Linked DNA regions of Homo sapiens: region 1 is linked to region 2. A link is a loop called in an ENCODE intact Hi-C map of the cell type or tissue named here. Cell type or tissue: heart right ventricle. All regions are shown on one strand.

Region 1 (8,000 bases), 220 kb before region 2:
ATAACCCAATCTCTTTCCTGCAGTTGAAACACATTTGATCCCTTAGGGTCCTCTTCCTGCCTTGTCAGTTGCCTAAGTATCACCTTTCTACCTAGCTAACAATTCTTTATATTGATGTATCTCTGTTCAAGTAACTGTTGTGGTTTCTGTCCCTGATTGGACTCCACTGATACACTATCTGTACTATGCTATAATAAATGTGGAAACACTGATTGTGGAAAAATATAACAGTGGGGTCAGGGAAAGACACTGAAGACCTAATAGTTGAGCCAGGCACTTAAAAGAAGGTATTCACCCAGGAGAAAGTACCAACAACATATAAAATGCAGAGCCTGCTCATGAAAATAATTTTTGCAGGGAAAGAGAGGCAAGACTGGAGGAGGGACTTTTTGCTGGTGCTAAGAAATGTTTTCTGCAGGCAACAGAGAGCTATTGGGAGCCTCACATGCAATTCCCTGCTTTGGATGGTGCCACACTGATGGTAATGAAGAGGACAGTTCATAGAGGAATCATCACCTAGAGGGAGGACTTGGAAATAAGTTAGAAACCGTAACACTATGACAAAGTCTTTCCTCTGAAAAGTTACATAACTTAGCAGGAAATTCAGATACAACTCACTGAATACTGTATAGCTAAATACAACTATCTCCCAAATTTTGGGCCATACTCATTGGCAACAAACAACAGAATTTGAGCATATCTCAAAAACTGATACGACAACATTAATTTCTGAACCAAAGATTTTCATTACAAAGTACTTCAACCTGGATGTAAACACACTATGCCATTCACATGCATAGTCACAATGAAACTTTTGATAGTGCAAACATAAGTAGGGCTAAACTTTGTCCTTATTTAAAAAAAAAAAACTTACAGAAATAAATACTATTATGGGAATTAGCTCTTCCAGCCCAAAAGAAGTGTTGACATAATACAGTGACTTCTAATTTTCATTTTCTGTGAGCTTTTACAACACTTAAAATTGTAGTACAATTACCATTTACTCATGTCCTTACACTATCTGATATTTTATCTTATCTTTTAGGCTAGATTATAAAAAATTAGTTTGTCAAAAAGAAGTGCTACATTTGACACTTTTTCTATATTCTCCTAGAATTTGTTACAGTGAAGAAAAAGACCTAAAATATTTGTTGACTTTAATGCTAAAAATATTTTCAGGTAGCCATTTAAAGAACTTTCTTTATAAAATACTACAGGAAACTATTTTGTTGGAATCATTTGCAGTAATTTGAAGGTAAACAGTATGTTTTGTTTTTTTACTTTTATATGCCCTTGAAACAGGTATAACACCGTGTTTACAGTAAACACACAATAAATGTTTGCTGGTTTGAGTTAACTAAGAAAAAGAATTGGGGGGGTTCTTAAAATATTTAAAATCATATTCATTAATTTAGAATCTGGGGAATCAGTTAATAAAGACAAACTGAATTTGGCAAAAAATGTTAAATTTTTTGGAACCCATTTTCATATTAAATGGATTATTTTAAAAACAGATGAGGAAAGCTTAGAACACCTTGGCACACTTCCACAAATTATTTCATGATCAAAGACATCTGGCTTTTTTGATTATTTATGGAATTCCACCCTAAGGCCCACTTGATATTTTCAAAATATGTTTTGCAATATTTGGACATTCTCCAGGTAGCCAGTTTAATTCATATTTCCCCAAAACCTCATCTTGTTGGGAAGTTTGATTATCATTTCTTTATGGTTACAAATGAGTCCTAAATTCCATATAAAGTGTGTTCAGGGTTTTATGAAACAAAATGAGATTCTTTTTAGAAATCATTTTTCATTTAAAATTGAAATTCAGCTTACAACCAATTTGTCATATGTCTTATTTGCAGACTATAATGTAGGTAAGAACTAAACAGAGCACTGGGTTTTATTTTTCAGGAAAGAATACTACATTTAATGAAGCGTTGACTGAATATACTATTTCTTAAGGTTGACAAGTATATTTTCCAATAGCATAAAACAAAGATCGCATCATTTGAACACTTTCCTGCAAGAGACTTGTTACATATAAATGGCAAGGTGTATATAGTAAGTAGAGTACTTAGACGTTTGATTTTATTCAGTATAAAGTCAAAATGGGAAACAGGGAGAGAAAAGCCAATGAGACAGGGAAAGAGTAACTGAACGACAACTGATACTCAGCAAATAAGGTTACTGTCAGCCAGTAGTCAGAAATTCAAAACCCTAAAGCAGTACACTTTTCTAATAAAAGTAACCTTTTGGATAAATCTTTGCTCCACCCCAGCATGGACAATTACGTGGTAAATTAAGTTATCCAAAAAGGAAAAATGCTATAAAAGTTAGCCCAACATCATACTAGCAAAAAACACAACATAGCTGGGCTCCTTCTGAACATTAAAGACAAAAATAGAATAGTATTTACATTAACTACTATGGGAAAGACATCATATAAAATGAAACCCAATTTAGAACATTTTTCATTTTATACTTTTTATACTACAAAAATATTTTAAATATTTATAGAAACTAACGTCTTTTAAAGATATATTATTTATAAAACAAAATTACGCATCATTTCTACAGTGTGCTTAAGAGTGATGGAATACGTATTTAGAAAAAGTCACTAATACATCATTCATACGCATTCCAAAGTGAGTTGTGGTATCATGCATTATAAAATCATGTTTTAAACCATAGTGTGTAATAGATTACCTTCACAGAGCACCTATGATTTATTAATATGTGCGTGTGTGTGTTTTTTAACATGCCAGTTATTTAAATACAGTATCATGGCAATATTCTAGGCTGAATGTTGATGCTAGAAAGCACTGGATAATACAGCACTTGTAATTTTCTGAATAATGCTCTCAAATTTTTATAAAATGTTATTCATTCTAATAAAAATTATAATCAGTAAACTTATCAGTTAATAGGTTTGCTAAAAATATAATAAATTTAATGTATAAAAGGTAGCTAAGACACATCAAAGCGGTCCCAGAAAGAGAATAATAAGTGTTGATCACTTTGTGTTTTGTATTTATTAGAAATACAAGCCTAAGTGAGTAAAATTCTATTATATTTATTAAATGTATTGGCATAGATATTAATTACACTAATTATTGATAATGATGAAAATACAGAAAATTGTTCTCTACTAAATGGTATACTGATACATGAATCAATTCAATATACATAAATTCATCAAATTTCTCATAAAATTTTAGAACTATCAGGTGCATGAATAAGATTTTATCTCTCATGTTTTTTTAAATGTTAGAAGATGCTTAATTAGTTTACATCTAAATCTGAGCTTTCCTTGAAAACAAACACAAAGAAGCCTCTTTTGTCTCACTACACTCTACCCCATTTCTCTCAATACATTCTGCTCCCAGCTACGTCCAAGACAACTAGAGCTGTCATTTTTTATATGAAATACAAATGGTTTACAATTCCCCCAGGTAAATACTTTTTCCTATTATTAACTCTCTTGATTACCAAGAACAAGGTATTATAAGTCTTATTATTTTGGAAACAAACTTTACCAAAGCTACAGCTACAGGCATGGCACATAGAGAGACGATTTAGGAAAAAAAATATTTAACTAGGCAGGATCACTGTGGAATATCAAAGGAAGGTGATTTAAGAGTTTGTCGAGTTTAAGGGAGAGAAATGTTGTAACACAGCTCCAACCTTCTTCCCCAAAGCTGAAATGGTCAAACAATATAGACATGCTGATGTCAATCCCTTGGACATCTACTCAAGCCAACTGGGAAGAAAGCAGAGGCATAGGAACGTCTGGAGATGAGAAACAGGAGGGAGCTCACTCACTTATACACGTATCTCCTGCAGAGTCTGGGTCTCTGCTCCAAACATAGACCAGTACTGCCTTTTTGATATATTATAAAGAAATATAAAATACGGCCGGGTGCGGTGGCTCACACCTGTAATCCTAGCAATTTGGGAGGTCGAGGCAGGTGGATCACATGAGGCCAGGAGTTCGAGACCAGTCTGGGTAACATGGCAAAACTCCGTCTCTACTAAAAATACAAAAAATTAGCCGGGTATGGTGGCATGCGCCTGTAATCCCAGCTACTCGGGAAACTGAGGCAAGAGAATCGTTTTAACCTAGGGGGCAAAGATTGCAGTGAGCTGAGATTGTGCCACTGCACTTCAGCCTGGGCAACAGAGCGAGACTCTGTCTCACACAAACAAACAAAAATAAATATGTAAGAATGATAGCAGGCAGGAAGAATAAGGTAAAATGAGACAATTTCTAAAAGTTATACAAATACAAGTGAATTCCTGCACATCTGTTTAAAAAAGCAAACTGTGCATGTGGAAATTGAGGGAGACTTTGCTTACCTGCATTTAGTACAGATAAGAACCTGGAAGTTTCACCTGACTAAAAGGTCAACCTGAGCCAACTGTATTATGTAAAAGTACATTCCCCATTCAAAAACTAGAACGAAACAAAACTCAGCTAATCCATGGGTCACTATTGGCAATATAACTTTAGTACCAAGGCCATTAAAAATCCTGCTGTACTCTACTTGTAAATTATATGATCTATGAAGTATACTTTTAAATTTTGGCCATAACATATTTCAGGGCACTGACAAGCCACAACAAGCTGAGAGTTGAATGAGGACAGGAAAGGGTCTAGAGACCCTGTACTAAAAGAAATGGTAGAAGGAATTGGGAACTTTAAAACTATGAAAGCTCTGGTACTTTAAGAGTTGACAAAGAGATGTGGTTATGGTTAAGCTAATCAACTACTCTGTGCTTTAGTTTCTTATTTTGTAGAATGGAAATCAGAAAAGCACCTCCCTCACATGCTGTTATAAAGAGTAAACAAATTAAATCCAATAAAATAATGCACATAACTGGTTACAGCAAGCACTGGTTATCATTAATAACATCATCTTCATTATTTTCTACAGCCCCCAGAGGGCAGACTTAGGAACAATGGGTAGAAGTTAAAGAAAAACAGATTTTGGCTGAATAATGGGTATAAATCTTACTTTCCTATTTCAGATTCCATCTCTTCATTTTTAATGTAATATAGCTGAAGTTATTTCTGATAGGTCAGCTTTTAAATTCCTATGGTTCCTTAGTTATCTAAATTAATTTCTATTAGAGGAACTAAAGTTAGAAAAATTTAAAAAAATACATTATTTTCATTCAAAAAAGAATCAGTATTCTAATTTACCTATCAGGTAAATATGGATTATTAGATTTTCTTAAAAGGAGGGTTGCCAGACAAAATATAGGATGCCAAGCTAAATATAAATTTTAGATTAAATAATGAATGAGTTTTTAGTATATATATGTCATAAACATTTCATGGGACCTACTTATACTAAAAATCTATTTGTTGTTTACCTGAAATTAAATTTTAACTGGGTATCCTATAATTTATTCGCTAACTTTAGCAACCCTATGTAAAAGGATAAATGTTAACAAAACTCAAGTAATTTAAAAAAGTTTTTACATAAACAAAATTTTGAGCTTCCTTTTTCATGTAGGATGATTTCTTGCATTGATAGAGAAATGTTACATATCTGCCAGTTTTTGTTTAAACAACATTTCAGAAATTCTTCTTTCCTGACACGTCATTTAGTCATGTCTCAGATTTCCTGTGCCAGCTTAAGTTGCTCAAGAAGAGGTTATGGTTGGCTACGCACTTGTGACAATGTGCAGAAACATCACTTCCCATTTGGCTAAAGGCAGACAGACCTTATGGTAGACTTTTGTTTTCACCTCTGTTAGATGTGGATGACACAGCTCCTTCGTTCAACGCATATTTACACAATGGGTATATCCAAATACGTAAGACAACCACTGTCAAAGAAAACATCTTATGTCATTTTCCTCAGGCTCTACAAATACAGCCACTGTCACCTGAATGCTGTGAACTAGCAACTGGATGCAGACAGCAAGATATTTTGATGTTTCAATAATATTTACACTTATGTCACTAAACACTTGTGTAGATTTGTGGGGTATGAGGAATGAAAATAGACTTAAATAATTGTTCCATCTGCTCAACAATATAAAAGAAATTGTTAAAAGACATGAACAACTGTCGAGGTACATTTCTAGAGGGTCCGCCAAGTAGCCCACAGGCCACGGATAGGAGGCTGACATCTGAGAAGACAAGAAGGATGAGCCAGCAACAAAAATACTGAGACAGGAAGGCGGGTAGTGGTGCAAAAAGCCCATGAAAAAAGAATCGAAACAGGAAGAAGGAACCCGCAGTCAGACAGGAATGCGAATCCTGTGGGCAATTCAAGGAAGTAGTGAGGTTTGGAGGAGACACACAGAATGCAGGCAAGCATGACTCCGTTTCCACATGACAGCTACTTCTCAGGGCTCTAAGACACTATTTCACATGGAAACAAGACAATCCATGTGAAGATATCCCTAACACCACCAACTTTTTAGGAGAAGCTGGTTATTACAGTCACAAATCAGGGTGGCTTTCATCCCAGACTCAGGGTGAGGACAGAGTCCTTGAGGGAAGCCTGACACGAAAAGTGCAGATGAACACTCATTATGTCCCACAGAGCAGGTCAAGGAGACAAAACAAGAACATGAAGAACCACTCTCAAGTGGGATTCTTCTAGAAAGATCCCAGGAGGAAAGTCACTATGTCTTAAAGGTCTTGCAACTTATTTTTATCCCTTTCTTATTTTACGTACTTTGTCAGTTATCTCAAATGTTTTGTAGACAGAAAAATAAACAAATCTTGGTAGTTCCAGTGCCCGTCAATACTCCACACACAGCTGATGTTTAATAAATGCTGATTAAATTAAATAATTTATTTGTAGCTGTTCTCTTGAAGGGGTCAAAAAGAAAGATGGTAAATTGGATCTGGGGCTCAAGAATAAAAAGAGGGAAAACTATCTAAGGTATCACAGTATAAAATGTGAAGACCAAAAGAGGAAGATCACAGAGTAATGCGCAAGATCTCCTAGTGCTCATGAGTCCAGAGACAGACTTGGGTTGGGGCCCTGCTCTGCCTCTTACCAGCTCTGTGACAAATTGGGCAAGTCACTGAAGGTTCTCCCAGCCTCAGAATACTCATGTGACAAATGGATGTCATCAGAGTACCTACGCTGGAGAGGCGTGGGGAATTACATGACATTATACATGTAGAGTTCTTAGCTCCGCACCTGTCATGGAATAGACACATAGTAAATGGTAGGAAGGGTAGATGCAGAGGGAACAGTAGTAATGAAATATTGAACCTGAAAAACTTTTTAAAAATTTGTGTCATGACTGGAGAGGAAATCTATGTTAATGCAATCATGCTTAGTGAAATCTCAAATACACAGTTAACCCTGAGAGTCTCATACATTATTGTAATGTCAGTAGAGGAAACAACAGCCATCACCATGCCCCCATTTGTGGGTCTGAACAATTAGCAGCAAGCCAGGTAGGAAGTTGGTAATTTCACAGGAAAGCCAGAGAAAAAAAGGAAGAATGGCTAGAAATAGCGGGGGTGGTTGCTGTGGTACAAAATCTACCTTCCCTACTCCTTTACTGGGGGATAATAGGATTGGCAACCCATAGGCACGCTGGGATTTCCCAGCAAATCAAATAAATTTCGTAATTGTTGTTCGCTACAAAATTATTTTTCTCTTCCTGTAAGAAACCGGAAAAGCCTACAGAGAATGTATTGTTAATATTAAACCCTCGACTAAAGGAGATGTAGAGGTATTTATGGATAGTAGTCAACTCACTCTCTCTCCTCAGATTACATTACACTTAACGATTTAAGGCTTATAGTTTACTATATAGAAAAAGAGAAAGGAGAGAGAAATACTAATCACCACAGTACTTGCTGAGACATTTTATATCAGAAACAACTGAGATTGGTAGTGCTATTCATGTATCTGAAAAATATATAATTTTTTAAACTTGGTAAAATCCTACCCATATGACTTAGCTAGAAATAAATTTTAAATTAAAGTATCATTTATTCTAGAATGTATTTA
Region 2 (8,000 bases):
AAAAGTCTACTCCGGCTTAGATAGAAAAATTTTTATGGGGAGGAGTATGAGATAAATTTGAAGAGGTAAAATGGAGCTAAATTGTGGAAATCCTTCAGTGCCAGAAACTTGACTTTGTAGTAATAAAGACCCATTAATGTGCCCTCATTGTCCATCAGTGACATGAAGAAAAGAGTAAATGTAGCTGCGTATAAATCCATTTCAAGCTGTCAAAGCCTGAGAAAGACTAGACCAACTTGGGGATTGGAAGTAAGCTAACAATGACTGATGACCATCCATAAGCCATGCCTTGTATTTGGTTCTTGCTTCATAGCACCCTGTGAGGTGGCTATTAAATGCCGTTCTATTTATGAGTAAAATGTGGCCTAGGAAGCTTAATTTGCCCAGGAACACATAGTGAATGAGGTGCAGAGCTAGAGTTTCAAACCAAACATTCCAGGTACATGCCTTTTAAGCCATGCCATGCCAGCGTAGTCATTATTTGGCCTCTCATGTGTCTGGTACTACTATTCTAGGCTCTGGGAATCTCTCTGTCCTGGGTGCTCATGGTCTGACAAGTCTGTGTAGGGAGGGGATTCAGGCTTGGATTGAAGTTTAGGGAAAGCAGAGGCAGTTTACAATAGCCCGCCACTGGAATTCTGATTAGAGGATCAACAAAAAGTAAAAAAAGACTTGCCAAACAGCAGGAAGACAGGCTGAATTTGCCATCAGCCAGTTCATCACAATTTTATGCTACATAGTGTGGAAGCATGAGGTTAGTGTGGGTGATTCTTCTGTGGGCGTTAGCAATGATTATAGGATCTATCTCCTTTATAAAGAAAGAACTTTACAAATCAGTAAGAAGCATGTCCAGAAAGAAGTCTAAATCATTAAATGAAACAAAAGTAACAGTATACTTTTTCTTCTTCTATCAAGTTAACAGGACTTGAAAATAATAGTACTAAATGGTGGCAAGAATGTTAAGAGACAAGTACTTCTTCAGCTGCTTTTAAGAATGTAAACTGGTATACCATTTCTGAGAGGCACTTTCTCATCATGCATTGGAACTCGTGAAGATGTTTATGCCCTTGGCCCATAGTGTGCAAGAACTCATCCTAGGAAGACTTTACAGCCAGAGGGTTTTGAAGTCACTCACTCTACCACAGCTTGGTGGTTTTTTCCTTATGCTGCTACTAATTATACTTTATCAAACAATTTTTTATTAATCAGAATTTCATTCTAGTTTCTAAAACATGTAATTTAAACCAATCAAACTGCTTAATGATAATGGATGTATAATGTATTCAGTGTTTGAGTGACCCCAGCTCAATATTTCAACTCAAAGACTTTGAATTGAGGATCTTGAGGATCTCAACTTGAGGATCTCAACTCAAGTCCACGAGGAAGAACCCTCAAACTAGAGTATTAGTAGGGCATTTGCTGACTTGATTTGCATTAACGATGATTTGCATATGTATTATTCTTAAATATTTATTCTTTCATGTGGAACTCTAGGTAAAGCATATAGTTTAAGTACCTTTGTATGGTTTGCTCTTAGTTCAAAATGACTGTAACTTAAGGGCAGAAACTGTGTCTTATATTTAAACATCCTTCCTAGTCCTCCCTATACTCCTAAGTTCATATTGTTATTTTTCCCCAAACCTCATTTTAAACAAACAGACAAAACTCTGTTTTCTGTGTGAGTGGCTGGAGGTATATAGAGTTTAAATGATTCACTGAAAGTTACAGTAACAGATTTTATGCTAGAATCATATTTCTTTTTCCATTTCTTTGAGATTTCACTGGTTTCTTGACATTTGCAAGATTTGTATGTGTTCCCAGTTTTCTTTTTGAAGAGCTTGATTCCTACTTGACACTTCTTTGAATATTTTCATCCATATTCTGAAAGAAACTACAGAATTAGGAAGATTCTCGAGGATTTCAATAGCTTGAACACCTTCTTCCCTTTAGCTTCCTTTAAAAATTCTCCCGTGATCTTGGTGCATCATCCTCTTATTTCTCATCAGTCTAGCTTAGTCTTGTCCAGTGGTTCTTTTCCCTCTTTTCTCTTAAATGTGTATACATATGTTTCTCAAGATCTTATCACCTGTTCAGGGCATGCACATCTGTATAACTACCACTATTAGGCCTATGGCTTAAATGTTAGTGCTGGTGCAGAGTAGGCAGTCAGAGTAAATATTCATGAATTGAGTTCATCCATAGCTTTCATCCTGGTTCACTTCTGAGCCCCAAATCTATATTTCCTTATGTGAAACTTTTCCATTTGGATTTCCAGTCCACACTTTAATATGCCTAAAAACAGAACTTATTTTTTTCCTCCCCCAAAACTTGCTATTTGCCTGTTCTCCTTTTATTACATAATGACACCACCATTCTCCTGGTCACTCAGTTTGGAAATCTCTAGAAGCATATTTAATTGATTCTTTTTTTCTCACCCCTATATCTAAGTCATTTGTCAAATCCTACCAGGTCCAGCTGAGTCCCAAGTCCCACATCCATACTCATACTTACCTTGTCTATAGACTCACCTCTTCAGGCAATTGACACTGCCTCCAGAATTTTAATATTAATAAATACTTATTAAAATTAATGTTACTATTAATTGATTAATAGTAACTGATTATCTGTTAATATTAATAAATAACATAAATCACTTTATTCTTTTTTTTTCTGACAAGATCTCCCTCTGTCGCCCAGGCTGGAGTACAGTGGCTCACTGCAACCTCTGCTTCCCGGGGTCAAGTGATCCTTTCGTAGCGATGGGGTCTCACTATATTGCCCAGGCTGGTCTCGAACTCCTGGGCTCAAGAGATCCTCCTACCTCAGCCTCCTAAGGTGCTGGAATTACAAGAGCAAGCCATTGCGCCTGGCCCTATTCTCTTCTTCAAAAACCTGCCCTATTCTTTATTGTCTTCATGTTCTTAAGGTTTTCTAGTCTCAAACTGCATTTCCAGTGTCTTTTCCCTAAATTGCCCAGCATCCAATTAATTTGTTTATTCAACAAATATTTATCTTGTACCAGATATTTTCTAAATACTACTGATATAGCAGTGGATAAAACAGGCAATGGTCCCTGCCCTTGTGAAGTTTACACTGTAGTATAAACATTACTTTTCTCACATTTATCAAGTATGTTAGGTACTTTCAGGATTCTGCTTCATGAACTAGGAATGGCAATCCCCACCTGTATAGATACATATCCCTCAAGGCATTGCTCAACTGCCACATTTTCCAAAAGTTTCCCATATGCCACCTGTCAAAATTAATGACCTCTTCTAAGTTCTATTAACACACTATTTTATTTGGCTTTTCAATTATAGTTAGTTATTTTAAAATCTGTCTTCCTTACTAAGATGTCTCTTAGCAGTTTAGACTGTTGTATTAACATTTCTATCTTCTCTGAGGCTTGCTCTTACGTATGAACTGAAATTTCATCCTGAAGTATTGGCTTGTAATTTCTATAAAGCCATATAGTCAAATATCCCTGATTAACAAGGATACAATATAGCTGAGGCAGACATCTATAATCACTGCATTACACTTTGCACTTCAACATAAAAAAATCCTCAGTTTTTCCTTTGTCTACAGGAGAAAATGTGTGGTATTCGTTAAGTTCTCAGTAGCAAGACGTAACTTAACTAAATTGGGAAAGAAGGAAAGGCCTAACTGTATGAAGGTATTTTTTTTAATCACTATTTCAAATGTCAGCTTGAGATATCATTCATGACAACTACAAATATTTTATGAAAGTTTTAACGTATATAACAAATTTATCTTCAGGAGAGAAACAGTTTTTTCTGTTTTTAATTCTACTTCATGTGTCTCACCTCTCCCCACAATAAAGCCACAACAAAATGAAATTGCGTATCTCCCACTGAGAAGATTGTTCTTCCTCATGCCACTTTTTAAAATATAGTTCTAGAGACTTTCAGTAAAGGATCAAATTACTGTATGCCAACAAACTGAAAGTAAAAAAATCAATTTATATTTATACTTTTCTTGCATAATTCCTATCTTTCAGGCACAATACATACAAGTTCTAATACTGCATCTAGAATAAAATTTTCTTAAATATAAGATGATATTTCCCATTGAATGTAACATTGTTATTAACAGTGCAACAGAGATCAATTTAGCTGCAGTGACCATTGAGTAAGTTTAACCTTCAGATTGATGACTGCTTTCTTTGGGAAACAAATGGTAATCACAATCTAAAACGATATTATTCTGAGTCCTAAGGTTCACCACTTTGAGCATCTTCAACAAGGACTTAAAATTTACAGGACAATTTGTATATATACTGGTTGAGTGAGATCAGGCAGGAAATATTACCCCTGTTTAACAGGAAATGCAAGGTCAAGGACAGTAAGAAACATGCACACAACCGTGGTTATATACAGTGTTAAATAGAAAGGGAAGCAATTCAAACTCCTAAATTTCCAACCCCAATCACCATTCTCTTTCTAATTGCACCAGGATACTTTATCACATTTGATCTTTCTTTCTGAGCAAATAGGCCTTTTTTTTTTTTTTTTTGAGACAGAGTGTCAGTCTGTCACCCAGGCTGGAGTGCTGTGGCACAATCTTGGCTCACTGCAACCCCACCTCCCAGATTCAAGCAATTCTCATGCCTCAGCCTCCCGAGGAGTAGCTGGGATCACAGGTGTATGCCACCACACCCAGCTAATTTTTATATTTTTAGTAGAGACAGGGTTTAACCATGTTGGCCAGGCTGATCTCAAACTCCTGACCTCAAGTGATCCACCTGCCTTGGCCTCCCAAAGTGCTGGGATTACAGGTGTGAGCCACTGTGTCCAGCCAAATGTGACATTTTCTAAATTGACATTTGTTAGAATTAATGAAAATGGCTGAACAGGACATAAATATGTATGTAAATAAATAATAATATTCTGTTTTCATTGTAAATAATTTTTTAAAGAAAATCTGATTTCCTATTATCTTAGTTCAGTAGTAGATAGGAATTTCTTATTCCTTTGGGCCTAAGCTTCTTGTATTTTCTTTTAAAACTGTACCTGACCTTGAGTTTATACAGGAAAATACTTCTTCAGGCTGGTAATCCTATACCGAGTCATGCCATGCTGATAGCTTTCTTTTTCCTTTTTCTTCTAAAAGATGGGTATTTTGCAATCTCCCATGCCCACCTATTGAATTTTTTAAAGTCCTTCTCTTCCTACCTAAGCTAAATTCTCTTGTACCTTTAATATAAATAGGAATTTAGCTTTTCTAGTTTCTTGTGTGTTTAACTCCTGCATTTACATTTTATTTTGTACGTCTACCTTTTTTCATTGTGCTGATATTTTCCATGTGAATGTTTAAATTCGTCTCATTTTTTTATCTCCTAGTTTATTTTTTTTGGATATTCTGTCCTGTTTTGAAGACACTCTTAAAAAGCTATCTCAGTGAGACTCAAAAGTAGAAGAAAAATACTATATTTCTATCCTGTATAGCAAGCAGATGGCTGTTGCCTTTATCATTGCAGTTTCAGAAACGGTGGGAGGTACTGATATCTTTCAAGAAGGTGAAATACTAGTCAGATCAACTCTCATGGATTTGGGGGTGTATATCATCATCCAGTTAAGAAATGTATCTCTGTTTTTTATGTTTCACTATCTTATTTTAGTCATTGATATGGATGGCTTTTCCTTGTTTATTTAAGATTCTAATGTCACAAGGTTAACTTTCTATCATCTCTCATAAAATGCTGAGAAAGGTGGATTTTATTGATTGTTTTTAAAGAAACTGTATTTTGCCATTAATAGTTTTTGTTTTAGTACAGTTATCCCTGCCTTATACATGCAGAGCTGTGTGTTTAAGTATATTAAGTATTATTTAGTATATTATTTGAGTATATTGCTAACATAAATTCAAATGCTCTAGTGATCAGACTCTGGCAAACAGATCAGTCATTCCCAATGCTGTTCAGTGACCCTTTTGACACTTAAAAGAGAATTTTGGGGGTGGGGAAAAGTAGCTTTTTATTTGACCCCTGGTGTGAGGGCTTCCAAAATATTTAACTCAGTTATAGGCAGATTCCATTCTGAAAGTTGTTGAAGCTATACATCATTATCTGTACAAATAATTTATTCATGTTTCCATTTTACTTTATTAACCAAACTTTTAATCCTTAAGTTAGTGGAAATTTACTGAACTTTTTATACTTTTAATTTCCTCATATTGAAAGTTACATCAGATAGAATAAAGGATGTGATAGAAAAAAATAATTTCACCATAATACTGAATGGGATTAAAATGAAAATACCGTCTTACTGTCAGAAAAGATAAGAAATGGCAGACAGAACAAGAGGAGTTGGTGTTATGTCTTTAGCCAGCCTCACTTTGAAACAATTTGAAAACTCTTTCAGTAACTTAGACATTGTTCACTTATTCACATCATGTAACTAGTAATTAAAATTATCCAATACTTTCAAATTTATTTAGAATAAAAATTCAGACTTTTTACCAAGATCTCAAAGGATCTGGCACATGCCTCTCTGAGCCACTCTCCCACGTCTCTCTCACCCACTTTCTCCTGTGCTTACTGTACTCCAGCTACACTGGCTATGTCTGTGTTCCTCAAACACACCAAGCTGTTTCCAGCTTTAAGGACTTCGCACTTGCTGTTTGCTGTGCTTGGAATGCTCTTCTCTAGAATCTCATGAGCTGGGCCCAGTGGCTCATGCCTGTAATCCCAGCACTTTGGGAGGCTGAGGCGAGAGAATCGCTTGAACTCAGGAGACCAGGCTCGGTAACAAAGCAAGACTCCATTCCTTAAAAATAATAATAATAATAATAAGCTCATGGCTTTTTTTGAAGGGGAAGGGAAGAGTTTTTGGGGAAGATGAGCCTCTGGAATGGTACTACAGGCAAATGAATGCTTTGGAAGTGCTTTGGGAAGCTAAAGACATGTAGAGTAATTCATATAGCTGAAATGATTTAGGAAAAATTGCCTTCTGTGGAGGATTAACTTTAGCTATCAGCTACAGTGTTTTGGAAAGTAGATACTCAAAAGTTATACTGATTGTTTAATTTGTTGGAAATTCCTTTCTCGGGGGTAGGAAAGATTTAAACCTATTCTGCATTTGAGGTTATGACCAAATAGAAGTCATAGACTACAGTGCCCAATGTAATACTAAACTTTTAATGAGCCTTTAGGAAGTTTTTACTGAATAAATTTGTTTTAACTGATTGAAGTATCCAAGTCAACTGTTTTCACCAAAAAACAAACCAAAAGACCTTCTTTCCTTTATATTTTAAATGTATTTACTCTGATGGAATATAGGGACTAGATAGCAAAGAAGCATCTCTGGTCCCTCTTTTTAATTACCGATGACTGATATACCACTCTCCATGCCTTGATGTCAGTTCCTCAAAGGAATGCTGGTCCAGTGTCTCCAGTGCTTATACTAACAGACTCTGAGTGCTCACACTGTTCAAGAGAAGAGGCTCATCAGCATTCCGTATGTATTAGGGAGCTCTGCCATTTAACCTGCAGTCTGGGTTCTGGTATTATAAATAAGTCACTTCAAAAGAAAGCTAGTACTTTGTGATACCTTTGTATCAACAGGACAGACCTTTTTCTGCATCTGATTAATGAGAATTTTAATTTTTGTTACTTTCAAGTTTCCATTTTCTTGACCACGTACTATTTATTTTCTATCCTGAACTTTAATTAATGGCTGAAAACTTTAATCCTAAATTCTAAACTGTTTTAGAACTGCTTGCTCTTTAAGGTTTTCTCTCCTCTGAGATTTCTGAATGTTCTTTTTTTTTTTTTTTTTTTTGAGATGGAGTCTCGCTCTGTCACCTAGGCTGGAATGCAATGGCGCAATTTCAGCTCCCTGCAGCCTCCGCCTTCCGAATTCAAGTGATTCTCCTGCCTCAGCCTCCTGAGTAGCTGGGGTTACAGGCATGTACCACCATGCCCAGCTGCTTTTTATATTTTTAGTATAGATGGGGTTTCACCATGTTGGCCAGGCTGG

The links. A loop is a pair of places that touch in the nucleus more often than their neighbours do. Peaks named below come from ENCODE experiments on the same cell type or tissue, not always from the same donor. Only the 100,000 strongest peaks of a DNase experiment are listed, where the experiment ranks them.
Region 1: a loop joins it to region 2, with 5 times the contacts of the local background. A loop is called at or near these places in 2 of 110 quality-filtered maps.

The regions. Positions count from the first base shown.
Region 1 is chr7:112,074,925-112,082,924 of GRCh38, forward strand. All of the region lies in intron 1 of DOCK4 (dedicator of cytokinesis 4), which reads right to left. Among named protein-coding and RNA genes, the nearest start is that of DOCK4, 130 kb to the right of the region's middle. RefSeq lists an enhancer at 5,591-5,640. In heart right ventricle, a CTCF peak has its summit at 4,936 (motif pointing right); a DNase peak (open chromatin) is centred at 6,256; H3K27ac peaks cover 3,364 bases.
Region 2 is chr7:112,298,431-112,306,430 of GRCh38, forward strand. All of the region lies in intron 4 of ZNF277 (zinc finger protein 277), which reads left to right. Among named protein-coding and RNA genes, the nearest start is that of ZNF277-AS1, 48 kb to the right of the region's middle. In heart right ventricle, no CTCF peak of the experiment used is centred here; no DNase peak of the experiment used is centred here.